Regions from separate parts of the Homo sapiens genome. Here region 2 is linked to region 1. Evidence: chromatin loops called from intact Hi-C (ENCODE). Cell type or tissue: heart left ventricle. All regions are shown on one strand. Links, peaks and the distances in the headings refer to the core of each region. The heading gives the core; the rest is flanking DNA.

The links. Peaks named below come from ENCODE experiments on the same cell type or tissue, not always from the same donor. Only the 100,000 strongest peaks of a DNase experiment are listed, where the experiment ranks them.
Region 2: it touches region 1 in a loop (2.2-fold over the local background); 5 of 110 quality-filtered maps call a loop at or near these places.

Annotation. Positions count from the first base shown.
Region 1 is chr11:45,086,812-45,093,879 of GRCh38, forward strand. No RefSeq gene overlaps it. Among named protein-coding and RNA genes, the nearest start is that of PRDM11, 56 kb to the right of the region's middle. RefSeq lists an enhancer at 455-1,191. In heart left ventricle, for the core only: CTCF peaks have their summits at 3,205 and 3,411; a DNase peak (open chromatin) is centred at 2,700; H3K27ac peaks cover 1,137 bases.
Region 2 is chr11:44,990,995-44,998,062 of GRCh38, forward strand. No RefSeq gene overlaps it. Among named protein-coding and RNA genes, the nearest start is that of LINC02685, 21 kb to the left of the region's middle. In heart left ventricle, for the core only: a CTCF peak has its summit at 3,906; no DNase peak of the experiment used is centred there.

The DNA of each region.
Region 1 (7,068 bases), core at 2,060-4,559:
ACCCGGCCCATGAAGCCCCATCCTGTGTGGTGGCCATACCTTTGCATACACTAATCCCCCCACCTGGAATTCCTTCTCAGCCTTCTCCACTCAGAAAAGCCTTCAAGGCCTTGTCCCACGTTGCCTCCTCTGGGAAGCTGTCCCTGACTGTCCCTGGGTGGAGGCAGAGGCATACCTCAGCTAGAACAAGTGCCAGGTGATAGTGGAGTTAGGTGTGTAAGCTCCTCCTCCTAAACAATGAGCACCTAATAGAGGCCACAGCTTGAGCAGCAGGGCAGTAGCCCTGCCCTGGTCACCTTTTGTCTTCAGAGCCCAGAAAGGAGGCTGGACATAGTGAGCAGGTGGTCAGTACACCTTTGCTGTAGGAATAAACAACAAATAATGTGTTAGGCATTGCCCCACTCCACCTAACTCATTTAAAGTTCAAGAGGCAGGAAGATGTACACAGGTGAAGCCCCACACTGCGGAACAGTGATTCCCTTCTTCCCCTATTTGCAGAAGTCTAACCATTTACAAAGCACCTTGCAGCCCTCCCCAGCGAGCCCCTGCAAATAGTGCAGACCTCTCATTTATTATCTCTATGTTGCAAAGGAGGCCCAGAGAAGCAGAGACTGGCCAGAGGCCCCTGACTGGAGGTGGTGGAGTTCTACACAAGCCATGGCCTCCCTGGAGACACTGCTCCCTGCTGCTTGTCCAGCTGCAGGCTGCCTCCCTCCCTCCCTCTCAGGGTGGCTGCGGGCCTCTGTCTTTCTCTTGTCACGCAATGTGTATTTGAATCCATCTGGTTGCTTCTCTGAGTCTCTCTTTGTCTTCTTGTGTTTCTCTCTTACCTCAATTATTTATATTTCTGTCTCCAGCTCTCCGGGCTCCCACTCTTCTTCTGTGTGTTGGCCTTTGCCTTCTCTCTCTCTCTTTCTCTTTCTTTCTCTGTCTCCCTCTCTGTCTCTATCTGTTCCTTTCCCTCCATTTATCTTTTTCCTTCGCCTGAGCCTGTCTCTGTCCACCCTTCCCTCCATAATTAGCCTCACTTCTAGCTTTTACTCTTGGGCCCACTCTCGGGTGGGGGTGGGCAGGGGACAAGGAGGGAACATCTTTCCAGCATGCAGAAAATGGACCAATTAAAGCCACAATGCTGCTCAGGCAACTGAACAAGAAGGAAGCAAAAATAGCCCCAGGCGGGTCGAGCTGGAAAGAGGCACAGAGAAAAAGACAGAACGGGCGAAATGAATGCAGAGGCCAAAGTCACAGTCGGGCCATCGAGGGGGAAGCTCCTTCCCACCCATATCTGGAAGCTGGACTCCGGCTGCAGCATGGCAGGGTGGACCTGCCTCATCCTCAACCCTGGCCCAACCCTTTATCTCACCTGAGGACACCCTGGAGCCTGCCAGACCTCTCTGGAATCCCAGAGGTCCTGAGCTTCCTCCCAAGTTGACGCCCACCTCCTATCTCTGGACCCCTTCCCACCAAGTGGCCCAGGGGTGCTGGGAGAGGCATCCACCCCACCCTGTCTAAGCCTGGCTTTCATCCATCCTCAGGTCCCCAGGAATCCAAGGCCTGCTCTATACGGGATACTCGAGGGTTGTAGACAGAATGGTGAGGCAATGGTATGCTTAGCAAATGCCATCCCCCACCCAAGGAGCTCACAGGCTGTGGGGAAAACCAAGCAAAGAAACAGGCAGAAAAAACACACCTCGCCACACTAAGCACAGCCTGGGGAGTCCAGAAAGGGGGCTCAAGGAATTGATATCTGCCCCCAGCCTGCAGAGCCTGCAAGGGGAGCCTGCGCAGAGTAGGCAGTGAGGGCTGGAGATGAGCCTGATCAGAGGAAAACACAGGGAGCCCTCAGGAAAATGAGAGAACTCCCATGAGGCCACGGAGGAGTTGGGGGAGAAGAATGTGAGGGCTGCGCTTTGTCCAGGACAAGGTCTTGGAAGTTATTCTCAGAGCACTGGGGAGCCAGGAAGGGTTTTATGCAGGGGAGGGCAACATGATGTGCTCCTTTTTCTTGTTTGTTTGTTTGAGACAAGGTCTCACTCTGTGTTGCAGGCTGGAGTGCAGTCATGTGACCGTCACCTCACTGTAGCCTCAACCTCCCTGGGCTCAGGCGATCCTCCCAACTCAGCCTCTGGAGTAGCTGGGACTACAGGTGCACACCACCATGCCCGGCTAATTTTTGTATTTTTTTGTAGAGCCAGTTTCACCATGTTGCCCAGGTTGGTCTCGAACTCCTGGGCTCATGTGATCCACCCACCTTGGCTTCTCAAAGTGCTGGGATTACGGGTGTGAGCCATCACACCCGGCCATAATATGTTCCTTTATGGAGATTCCACTGCCTGCAGGGAGGGGAAGATGGATGAGGCTAAAGCAAGGAGAGCAGGCCGGATGCTACTGCAAAGCACTGGGGAAGAGCCAATGGGCCCTAAAATGGCAGTGGCTGTGAGATGGAGGGAATGCAGGATATGGGAGATGAGGTAAGGTGAGGTCGGGGAACCCAGCCAGAGTGACTAGGCCCCTCCTCAGCTGGAACCACTTCAGTACATAGGAATGGCTCACAGACTTTGAGCCATCTGAGGGCAGATTTCCATCCTTTTTGTACCCAGCCCACAGCCTGTGGCCTGGAACATATTAATGCTAAAAATATTTGTTAGATGAGTGAGTTACTCAATCCATCATTCCCCAGCTGGCCTCCAAGGCCAGGGCTGTGACCTGGCCCAGTTCCTCCCTGGCTTTCTCCCCAGCCCTCTTTCACGTCCTACTCCCTGCCCTCCAGCAGGCTGGATTCCCTGAAATTGCCTGGATTCATTCCATTTCTCTGCCTGGCTCATTTGATTGTGTCCTAGAACACTCTCCTCTCATTTTCACATGCCCAAGTCCTACCCACTCGTCAAGATCCAGTTCCAGTGCCCCCTCCTACATGCAGCCCTACCTTCCTCTCTTCCCTCCAGGTGCTCAGAGCACATGACCTGGGCCTCTCTTATGGCAGGGGCCACAGTGGGCCTCCTGTATTGTTCTCCACGCCTATGCTAGAATCCCTGTATACACTCAGAGCAGCTTTAGGGCAGAAATCTGGGTCTGATTCTACAGTCTTCAGGACAGGCCTGCCCCAGAGAGAGGTCTCCATGAAGACTTAATAGAAGAAGGAAGGAAGGGAGGGAGGGGAGGGGAGAGTAGACGTGTCTGTGCTGGCCATGTGTGTCAGCCAGGGGGCGAGGGAGGCTTGAATTGCTTTAGCTTCTGATGCATAAGCCATTCCTCCATCAGCTCTGCCACTCCCTGCTTGGGTGTGCCCACAATGTGGTTCTGGTTTTCTGAGCCTGATCTATACCTTACACCAAACCTGACATTAACATCAGAAATCCTGATTTTCTTCTTTCGCTAAAACCCACTGCGACTTCAACCTCACTGTTTCTGCTAGTCACAGAAATATATGGATGGATGGATGGATGGATGGACAGATGGATGAATAGATGGACAGATGGATGGCTGAATGGATGGACAGATGGATGGATAGATGGATGGATGGAAGGATGGATGGATGGATGGATGGATGGATGGATGGATGGATGGAGAATTGGTTGAATGGATGGAGTGAATGACCAAATTAATGACTAAGAGGAAATCATCCAAGAACTATGAATGATGGACCATAGGTGATGGGCTACCAGAATTTGGTGAACCTCAGTCAAATTCTGGCTATGTGTTCATTTATTCACCTGGCATTAATGGAGCACCTGCCATGTGTAAAACATTATGGTAGACCCCAGGAATCTAAACGTGGTCCCTGTCCCCATACAGCTTATAGTCTAGTGAAGGAGTCAGACAAAAAAACTGAGGAATTACCAAGATAATATAATGGGATAAAAAATATGACAGAGAACATGTGGGAAGCTGCCTGGAGCATCACTCATTCCAGAGCATCTGGGAAGGCTTCCTGGAAGAAGCGACATCTAAACTGTGAAAGGCAGGACTGATGAGTACAGGGTAGGGAGTGTGAATGAGGCTGGCAGAGGGAACAGTGTGTGTAAAGGGCAAGGAGCAAAGTTCAATCAGGGGCACGGAGCACTGGGGACAGTAGATGAAGCAGAAGAGGAAGACAGGAGCCAGATCTTTCAGGCCCTCGTGGGCTCCAAAGGAGTTCAGGCTCTGTCCTAAAACAGGAGGAATCCCTTGCAAGGTGTCAAACATGAATGCAGGAAGACTATTAATTGGAAAATGTGTATCAAAATTTCTTCTGTTAAGCAGAAAGATTATTTTCTTCTGGTGTTTTCCCATAAATAACACTGTGCTACATCTATAAATCACCTGGGAAATTTAAAAGCAGGAAACCTTGTACTGCTTTTCTTGGCGATGAAAAACCAAGAAAATGAAAACAGAATTAACCTCTTAGCCTGAAATGTAACGTTTCTCATTGACCAAGTTGAAATTGTCCTATTTCCTTTTTCATTAAAATATGACTCCATTTCATATTTATAACCCATAAGGTTAAAAGTTCAGAAATCAAAGCCCATGTCTGTTAAAATAATACTATGCTTCATTGAAAAAAAATAACCAGAATGCCAAAGTTTGTTCTTTTGGTTAAATAATACATTTTCTAGCATGGCTATGTCTCAGAAACAGTTCTCAAGTGTTCACAATAGCTATAATGAGCCTATTGGAGGAGGTATAGTTCACATGTTAAATAAATAACTACATCAAATAGCTTAGGGAAACACAGTTTTAAAATTACCGTTTGATTTTCTGATGTGGCTACAAAAGTAAACTGAAAAAACAGAAGAAATCACTGTTTTAAGATATAGCAGATTCCTCTCCAAAGGAAACCTACAACTACCTATTCCATAGCTTGCAGACTTCATTCATTCAGCGGGATGATGTAAATAACAATCGGGGGTGTGGGAGGGGCTGGTGTGGATAGGGGAAGCATGGTCAGGAAGTAGCATTCACACCTGGAGAGCGACAAGGTGCTTGTCACTAGAAGAACCAAAGAAAGGGGGGCCTAGGCAGAAGGAACAGCAGGTGCCAAGGCTCAGAGGCAGGAAAAGACTTAATAGAAATAAAAACAAATAAGCAGGTTGGCATTCCCACGGTTGTCCCTGATTTGCTGTGGGAATGCCCGCCTGCTGCGTGCTTCTCATGTTCCCTGTCTGGGCCTTGTGCCTTCTTCCTGAAGTGGAAGGGGGGTCCCAAGGCTTTTTAGAAGCTGCCTCCTTGCCTAGCTTTCTGGCTCCTCTGTCCCCCGTCCCTGGACTCCTCCCAGCCCCCTCCCGTCTCTTGCCTGCCCTCCTGCATCCGATGCCCTGGCTGTCAGGGAGAGGAAGTTAGCTGCAGGCACATACATTTTTTAAAAACCCAGCCATTTAAGGAAACTATGCCTCTAAACAAACACTCAAAGGCCCCCACCTCTTGTCCCTAAGGGAGGCAGCACCAGGGCCAGGTCAGGAATTCCGGGCATGTGGGGAAGGCCCTGAATGGAGGGGAAGGCAAGTTGCTGGTCAGACCTCCTCCCCTCAGAGGGCCTCGCCCCAGTCCTGAGAACCAGCCCTGACTCCTCCAGGACCCCAGGGCTGCTCTGCTGGTCCCAGGCCAATGGGGCCCAGGAAAAAGGCCAGAGTCATTCCCTGGGCATCTGGCAAGAATATGGCGTCTGTTGTTGTTTTTTTCTTTTTTATTAACTTTTTAATTTTTACTTCTTTTTTTCTTTTTTTAGAGACAGGGTCTCGTTCTGTCATCCAGACTGGAGCATAGCGGTGCAATCATGTCTCACCACAGCCTCCACCTCCCAAGCTCAAGTGATCCTCCCACCTCAGCTTCCTCGGTAGCTGGGACTATAAGCATGTGCCACCATGCCTGCCTAATTTTTTTTTTTTTGGTAGAGATGGAGTCTCGTTATGTTGCCCAGGCTGGTTTTGAATTCCTGGGCTCAAGTGAACATCTCACCTTGGCCTCCCAAAGTGCTGGGATTATAGGCATGAGCCACTGTGCCCAGCCTATTTTTACTTTTTACTGTGAAACATACATATAAAATAATCTATATAACGTACGCACATTTAAAAGACTATGTTAAATCGTAAAATAATAATAAATGAAGGCTTGTATAAGCCCAGACTAAGAAACCCAGCCTAAGAAACCTTCCCAATGCTTTCCAAGCCCACGCTTGCCCTGACCCTGTGGCTGCCCCATATCCCCCTGCCCAGGTTAACCACTGGGTTCCGTGTTGTGCTGTGGAAGCCCATGGCCCAGAGACCCAAGAACATGATTGCAGTAAGAAAATGGGAGGTTTCGTAAGCTTGTCGCTGCAAGGGAGTGCACAGCGCAGGGAAACCTCGGTGGTGTCTCAGGGAAAGGGATCTGGAAAGCCCCTGAGAAGATCTAGGCTTGGCTGGATGATTCCAAGGAAAACCAGGAAAGCAAGTCCAGTTCTGGACTGAGTGCATGGGCACTTAATAATTTTGATCTTGGAGGCAGGAGGGTTAAAACCGCACCGGCGTTGTCTGGTGAGCAAGCCACTGTCACTCAGAAAGGCAGTGGAGAGGAAGGGGTGTTTCACCGGTGCTTACTCACTGGTGGGGTCTCACAGTTAGCCTGGTCTGTGTCTATGAGTGTGGTTTGTGGTTTCTTGGAAACGTTATCTATCTGTGAGCACAATTTGTCATTACTCAGTGTTAATCATTGTGCAGCTTTTCTTTATAGTTTGCATGTATACTATGTATCTTGTAGATTTATGTGTGGCTAAATGATATGCTGTTTGTCATCACCACCACTACCCCACCACTGCCACTACAACAACCCCACCACCTCCATTGCTGCCACCATCACCACGACAGCTACGCCCTCACACCCACAGAAGCGGCGGTGTGGGAGGCCACATGTGCTCTAGCTGTTCCATGTGTGGGGTGTGTATCTGTGTATGCTGGGGTGGCTGTGGGGGGAGAGAGGCTATTTAGAGAGTTTCAGGCTGAGCAGCACTGAGGAACCAAGAAGTTGGCTGCAAAGATCTGGGCCTACTGCAAAGATCATTGAGTACCTCCTGCGGTCCCAGTCTCTCTTTCTCTCCTTACTCCTGGATTTATC
Region 2 (7,068 bases), core at 2,706-5,205, 95 kb before region 1:
TCAGATGCAGATGAAACCCAGGCCCCACACCATAGGGAGATTAAGTTAGGAATACAAAATTGATAAAACAACGCAGAAGGTGCCAAGTCAGGGAGGGACAGAGATAAGATTTATGGAAACTTGATGTCCCCTGAGTGATTGGACCACTTGGTGCCCGGCACAGTGCTGTGAGCTTTCTCTCTCTGTCTCACACAGGCACACAATGCACACACACACACACATGGCTGTCACACAACACACACACACACACTTATCACACAATGATTAAGAGCAGGGGCACAGGCATGGTGGCTCACATCTGTAAGTCTCCCAACACTTTGGGAAGTCGAGGTGGGCAGATCACTTAAGGTCGGGAGTTTAAGATCAGCCTAGCCAACAAGGCAAAACCCCGTCTCTACTAAAAATACAAAAATTAGCCGGGCGTGTTGGTGGGCACCTGCAATCCCAGCTACTCGGGAGGCTGAGGCAGGAGAATCCCTTGAACCCGGGAGGTGGAGATTGCAGTGAGCCGAGATGGGAGATTATGCCACTACACTCCAGCCTGGATGACAGAGTGAGACTCTGTCTCAAGTGAAAAAAAAAAAAAAGAAAGAAAGAAAAGAAATAAAAGCAGGGACCTGGAGCCAGGCTGCCCTCCACACAGTCCCAGTCCCATCTTGACTACTGATTAGGTCCTTGTGCCTGTTCCTTCACTTCCCTGTACCTTGGTTCCCTCTTCACAGATGGGAAATAAGAACACCAGCCTAATGGGGTTGATGTGAGGATTAGGTATTTGTAAAGCCTTTCAAACAGTACTTGGCATCTAGCAAGTACTATGTGAATATCAGCCACTGTGATTCTTTTATCCTCTGACCCTATGATTCACTGAGACAGGTAGATTAGCATTCTCATTTTGCAAACAGAGAAAATGAGGCTCAGAGAGGTCCAGCAGTTTCCCAAACTGGAATATCTGTCTGCCTGACACCAAGCTTGGAGGGAGCCTCCAAATGGTAGGGAATACCACCATTTGGCCTTGAACACAAAGGCCGCTAATGGAGGAAATATGGCTGGACCAGGTCAAAGAGGGCTCAAGGCTGGGAGCTTTAGGATTGGTTTTGTGAGAACCATAGAAAGTGAGAGCCATAGAAATCTCTAGCCCCAACCACCATATTCCAAGCCACCATGGGAGCCACTGGGCATCTACAGACAAATGTGACCTCATTTCCAAAGGCCATACTCATTCCCACTTTAGAAGGTCTGGCATTGGCCTTGGTTCTCAGCTGGGCCTTAAGCCACATGACCCAGAATTAGGTCACATCCTGTGGCCAGAGCTTATTTCTCAAGGAAAGTGGGACCCAGCAACACAGCAAACCCAAAGGCAAGCGGTGCCTACTGAGTGGCAACAGCTGTGGGGTTCAAGGTCTTTAGCCTGTGCTGCAGATCTCCACGGAGGCCCTGCCAATGGTAATGTTCTCTTCCCTGGCTGGCTGTCAAGGAAAGCCAGAGAGATCTATCTTCGGCCCTCAGCCAGCTGGAATGGGCACTGCCAAGGAAACTGGCACTGTTTTGGGAGACAGCTGGCCCTCTGGGGCCAGGAAGAAGCATGTTCACAGGTAGGGGCAAGCCAGGAGGCTGTCCCCAGCCTCAAGATGCGAAGAAGGGTTTGCACCTCAGCCTTGGCACCTACTTGTTACAGGACCTTGTGGATGTCACTTCCCCATCTGGGGCCTTGATTTCTCATCTGTAAAATAGGGTTGGTGGTAATTTACACTTTTGCTGGTCTGTGTGTTGTTTGCTTGTGTTTGTCAAATTAATTGTGCACTTGTTTACTTCCTGTGTTCACACTGGTCTGCACATTTCCTGAGGACTAGAAACACACGTGTCATGCCGTTCAGCACACAGTTTTTGATTGATTAAGTGACTATTGCAAAGATCAAATGAGATGGGGAATGAGAAAGCACTTAGCAAAATATGAAATGCAAAAGATACCTACAATAGTATCAGGCTCTTATCTCACCATGACATGACCCAGCCTCAGCACATGAAAGCATCACTCCAGGTGGTGACAAGGATGAGAAAACACAGATAGGAATGATCAACATTGAAAAGGCAGGCAAAAATAATAACAATTTGCTGATGGTACGATTTTCTACCTTGAAAAATTCAAACTCTGCTGGGGAAACATGAGCGGCTCTAGTAAGAAAGTTTGGTAAAATAACTGGATAGAAGAACTAGGTAAAAATTAATTGTTTTCCCATTTAGTTACTATTTTTAATTTCAAGATGTTATTTAAAAAAAGATCTCGCTCATAATAGCAGCAACAAGCTGAAAAAGTCTAGGAAATATACTTAACAAGAAGTGTTGCAAGTGCTATAAGGAGAAATCTTTAACACTTCATTCCAGGAGGGGGGAAAGAATATGTGAATAAATAGAGACACATTCAGTTTCTAGAAAGGAAGTCCCAATTGTAAAGATGTCAATTCTCCCTAACAGAATTAATACATATAACGTAATTCCAGGGAAAATAGCAGTGGGAGCATGAAGTTTATTTGGAAGAGTCCTTGCTTAAGAATAGCGAAGACAATTTGGGACAAGAATAATAATGAAATAGTGATAAAGAGATCTTACCTAACTTGCTAACCAAAACATAGGATGAAATGACAGTCATTAAAACTGTGTGGGTTTTGCATGAGAATTCCTGCTCTTAGGACTCAATGGATTATTCGTAGACATTCAGTGATGCGACCTTCCTGTGGGGCATGGTGGAGCCTCAGCTCGGTAGAGTGTAAACCCTGTTTTGCAGGGGTCTGGTTCAATTCTTACCTCCCCGGCTCCTAGCAGTGAGACCTCAAGTAACCTATGTAACTTCTCTAGGTTCTGTTCAGCGAAATGGATATTATAACAGTACTGGAGTTGATGAGGGAATTAAACGAGCCGGAGTATAAGTGGCACTTAGCATGGTGCCTGTGGTAAACTCTCAACAGATGATTATTTTATTCACTAAAAACAATAATAAATAAGTAAATTGTTAATTGGCTTATGGGCCAAGGAAAAGCCAGTTGCATTTTTTCAGTTATTGGTTGATAAAATCTTGGCACAATTTCCCAATTTGAGTCCTTGCTGGGCAAGCTCTGAGCAGATGGGAGGTGGAACATCTGCGTATTGAACTTGGATTCATTTCCTCTGCCCTCAGCTCACCTTCCAGGTGGTTCTGTGGGTTCACTGTGGTTGTTCTTTCTGATCGTGGTTCAGAAGACCAGCCTCCTGGCCATCCTCACAGGCCAGACTTGCTGAAGCCAGGATTAGACAAGCAAGAGCTGTCCAAACTTTATCCTGTAGGGGAAGGGCCGCTGTTCTGCACTGTATTTTTTCCATGGGTCCTTCCATGCCTACGATGCACTCCCTATCCCACAGGGCTGAGTTCAGTACAGAGTGGGGAGTTCCCTTCCACTCCCCTCCCCACCTACCCTAAGCCTTCTGGCACGCACTGGGCTCCCAGCTGGGAGAGAACAATATTTTCCCAAACACAATCTGTATGTGATCTGGGGTAAAGCTCCCTGGGGTGACCTTGGGACAGTTTGCAAGGAAATAAGCAGAGAGCACAGTGAAATGCTCAGTGTCCTGTGAGCACAGTGGGCACCACATGCAGGTCGCTGTTGGGGCTGTCATCACAACCGTCCCCTCCGATGGGAGAGACGGCAGCCCCTAGAGAATGGGCTGTGCGGGAAGAGAGGGATTGTTCTGAAGGGGAGGCAGATGGAGTAGGAAGACCACTAGATGAGGAGTCATGAAGCCCAGGTTTGAGCCACTTAGCCTCTTAGGAGAGGAGGTAACTGCAGGGCGGGTGAGCTTCTCCCACCAGGCTGTCTTTTCCTGAAGGGAAAGACCAGTGTCCTATTTGTGTCCCCAGGCCCACTAGGGTGCAGTGTAAGTCCTGGAGGTGCCCTAGCATTGAGAAGGTTGAGGGCAGGGGGCCACGTGGGCCTGGGCAGAGTGGAGTCCATGTGACGGTTGACCTTTCAGAGGGCACTGATGGTGCTCCCATGGCCCCACCCTCTAGCTGACATTCATCCCTGGTCATAGACACTGTAGGCACAAGTTTCTGGATATCATGGAGACAGGACTTCGACGCTGACCAGGGCTAAGCATCCATCTGATTGGAGTCAATGCCCATCTGGGGCCTATCAAAGAAGTCGTGGGCTATCACTCTGTGATTTTTTTCCCTTACCAGTAACCAGTTCAAACTCCCATTTTTTCCTTCTTTGTAAATGACACTATCATCTCCCAAATTCCTTAGGCTGCAAACATTGATATTTTCCTAGAGTTTCCTCCCTTTCCTTCAGCATCCACATCAAATTCATCAACAAACCTTGCCAATGCCATCACCAATTACTGTCTCAGAGATCCATGTCTCTATCTCGGTTGCTGAGAACTTAGCCCAAGCCATCCCAGGGCAGGATAGTGCCCAGAGCCCCCAGCTGGGGATCTCTACCTCATTCCAGAGTCCAGCATAAGGAAGCCTGTGTTCTCAAAAGAATAAGCTGCATGTTCTATTATCAGTTTTTTTAAAAAATTTCATTTTATTTTAGATTCAGGGGGTACATGCACATATTTGTTATATGGGTATATTGTATATTGGTGGGGATTGAGCTTTTAGGGTACCCATTACCCAAATAGTGAACATTACATCTGATGGGTAATTTTCCAATACGATTATCAGTTTTATCAGTAATAATAGTAACAGTTTTGTCTTATTTCTTAATTGGTTCAGAATTTAGGGAAGAGAGGAGTTGTTCATTGAGCCCCTTCAAAAATACCAACCCTAACACCTTGATAGCACTTTATAGGTCAAAGAGTATTCCTATTTATAATTTCCTGGAATCCTTCTTTCAGTTATGCAACGTAAAGATTATTATTATCCTCACTTTACTAATAAAAAAGTTAAGACTGAAAATTGTGAAGTGACTTGTTCAAGGTCACACAGAGTCAAGCATAGAATCCAGGTTTCACAAAAATTTGCTACCATGGCTTCTTCCTTTTGGCTTAAGTCTTGGACTCCTATTAAAATACAGTTTTATAATTATATAACTGCATTAATTAAGACGTCATGGTACTGATGGAGGGAGAGGCACTTAGATCAATGAAAGACTCATTTATCGGGGGAAGAGGAGGGTAGCATAAGGAAGTTTCTTTGCTTATGCCCATCCTTACACTTCACAGAAATATATATTCTCTCTCCAAATGAGCATGTAAAATATGGTGAAATCCAGCTGGGCATGGTGGCTCATGCCTGTAATCCCAGGACTTTGGGAGGCTGAGGTGGGTGGATCATGAGGTCAGGAGGTCGAGACCAACCTGGCCAATAGGGTGAAACCCCATCTCTACTAAAATTACAAAAATTAGCCAGGCGTGGTGGCAGGCCCCTGTGGTCCCAGCTACTCGGGAGGCTGAGGCAGAAGAATCACATGAACCCAGGAGGTGGAGGTTGCAGTGAGCTGAGATCGTGCCACTGCACTCCAGCCTGGGCAACAGAGCAAGACTCCATCTCAAAAAAAAGAAAAAAAAAAAAAAGAACCTTAGAATGGAAACTTAAATGTAAAATGGCAGTGATGATTATGTAATTACCTCCCTCATAGAGTTATGAAGACAAATTAATAAATATGTTTTTAAAAATGGTGAAATCCAAATAAGGTCTGTAGTTTAGTTGACAGTATTGTACCAATGTCATTTTCCTGATTTTGAGACTATACTATGGCTGTGCAAGATATAGCTGGATGCAGGGTACATGGGAGCTCTCTATGCTAATGTTGCAACTTCTTGCAAGTCTTTATTTCAAAATAAAAATGTTTTTAAATGCAGATCCCACGAGGCAATAGATATGTACTTTAATTCTGAGATGGCAAATGAATTTCAACTCCCATCCCAATTGTAGTCAACTGACAGGGGTTCTCTGGTCCACAATTCATAGTGTTAAGAAGTCTGAAGCCACATATGGGCCCAGTGGTAACGAGCACCTTCACTAATGAGTGATGCCTGCTGTGGACTCTGGGAATGGGATGGGGAGCATGGGGCAGGTTCACGCCATCTGTGCACGCAATCCCTAACAGCTCAGTGTGAACCAAGGTGCTGAGACTAGGGAGACACTGGCCTGAGACAGAGGGGAGAGGAGGGAGGGGGCAAAAGAGGGAAGCAGGTGCTCTGTGCAATCCTGTTTATGTCAAGTTCAAGAATGGGCAATGTGAAACAGTGGTAGCTTTTAGTGGTGGGAATTGATTGGTAGGCAGCATGGGAGTGATGGAAAAGTGTTCTCTATCTCTATCTTGGAGTGTTGGTCATGCCAGTGTGAACATTTGTTAAAAGTTATTGGGCTGTATTTTAAGATCTGTGCATTTTATTACATATAAATTATACCTCAACAATAAAAAAAGAGGGAGGCAAGGCAGATCTCTGAAAAGAAAATCATTTCCACAAGTAAAACGTACCCTGGAACTTCCAAGGCTATCATGGGAGGAATTCCTCCTAGTGGACAACGGGTGGTAGACCAGATGCTCAGACAGGCCTATGTTACCCCCCATCCCTTGGTGATGGGGCTGTTTGGGGCAAATTCCCAGCCCAGCCACTTCCTAGCTGGGTGGCCTTGGACAACTTGCTGAATCTTTCTGCTTCCATTTCCTCAGCTGTAAAATGGGGGTAGAAATAGCGCCTGCCTCACAGGGTACTTGCATGAATTAAAGGAGTTAATCCGGTGAAGAGCTTAAAATAGTGCGGTCTGGTGCACAGCACCTGCTCCATGTATCTGAGCCACTATTGTGATTGTGGTTATTTTTATTATTGTTCCCATTTTGATTCCTATCACTAACAGCTGCTGTTCCTCTTTAAGGCTGTGGCACGAGGGTGAACACAAATTCTTCCTCGGACATAGCTGAGACTCACTGGATATCCAAAGAGATCAAACCCTTCAGGAAGACAACAGTGAAAGACACACTCTCTGTCCACTGCAAGGTAGAGCCTGGCCCCCATGGAGTAAGCTCTGCCCTGGATCCCGTCCCTTCCAATCTGCCCTTTGGGAGCCTGCAGCCCCACTCTTAG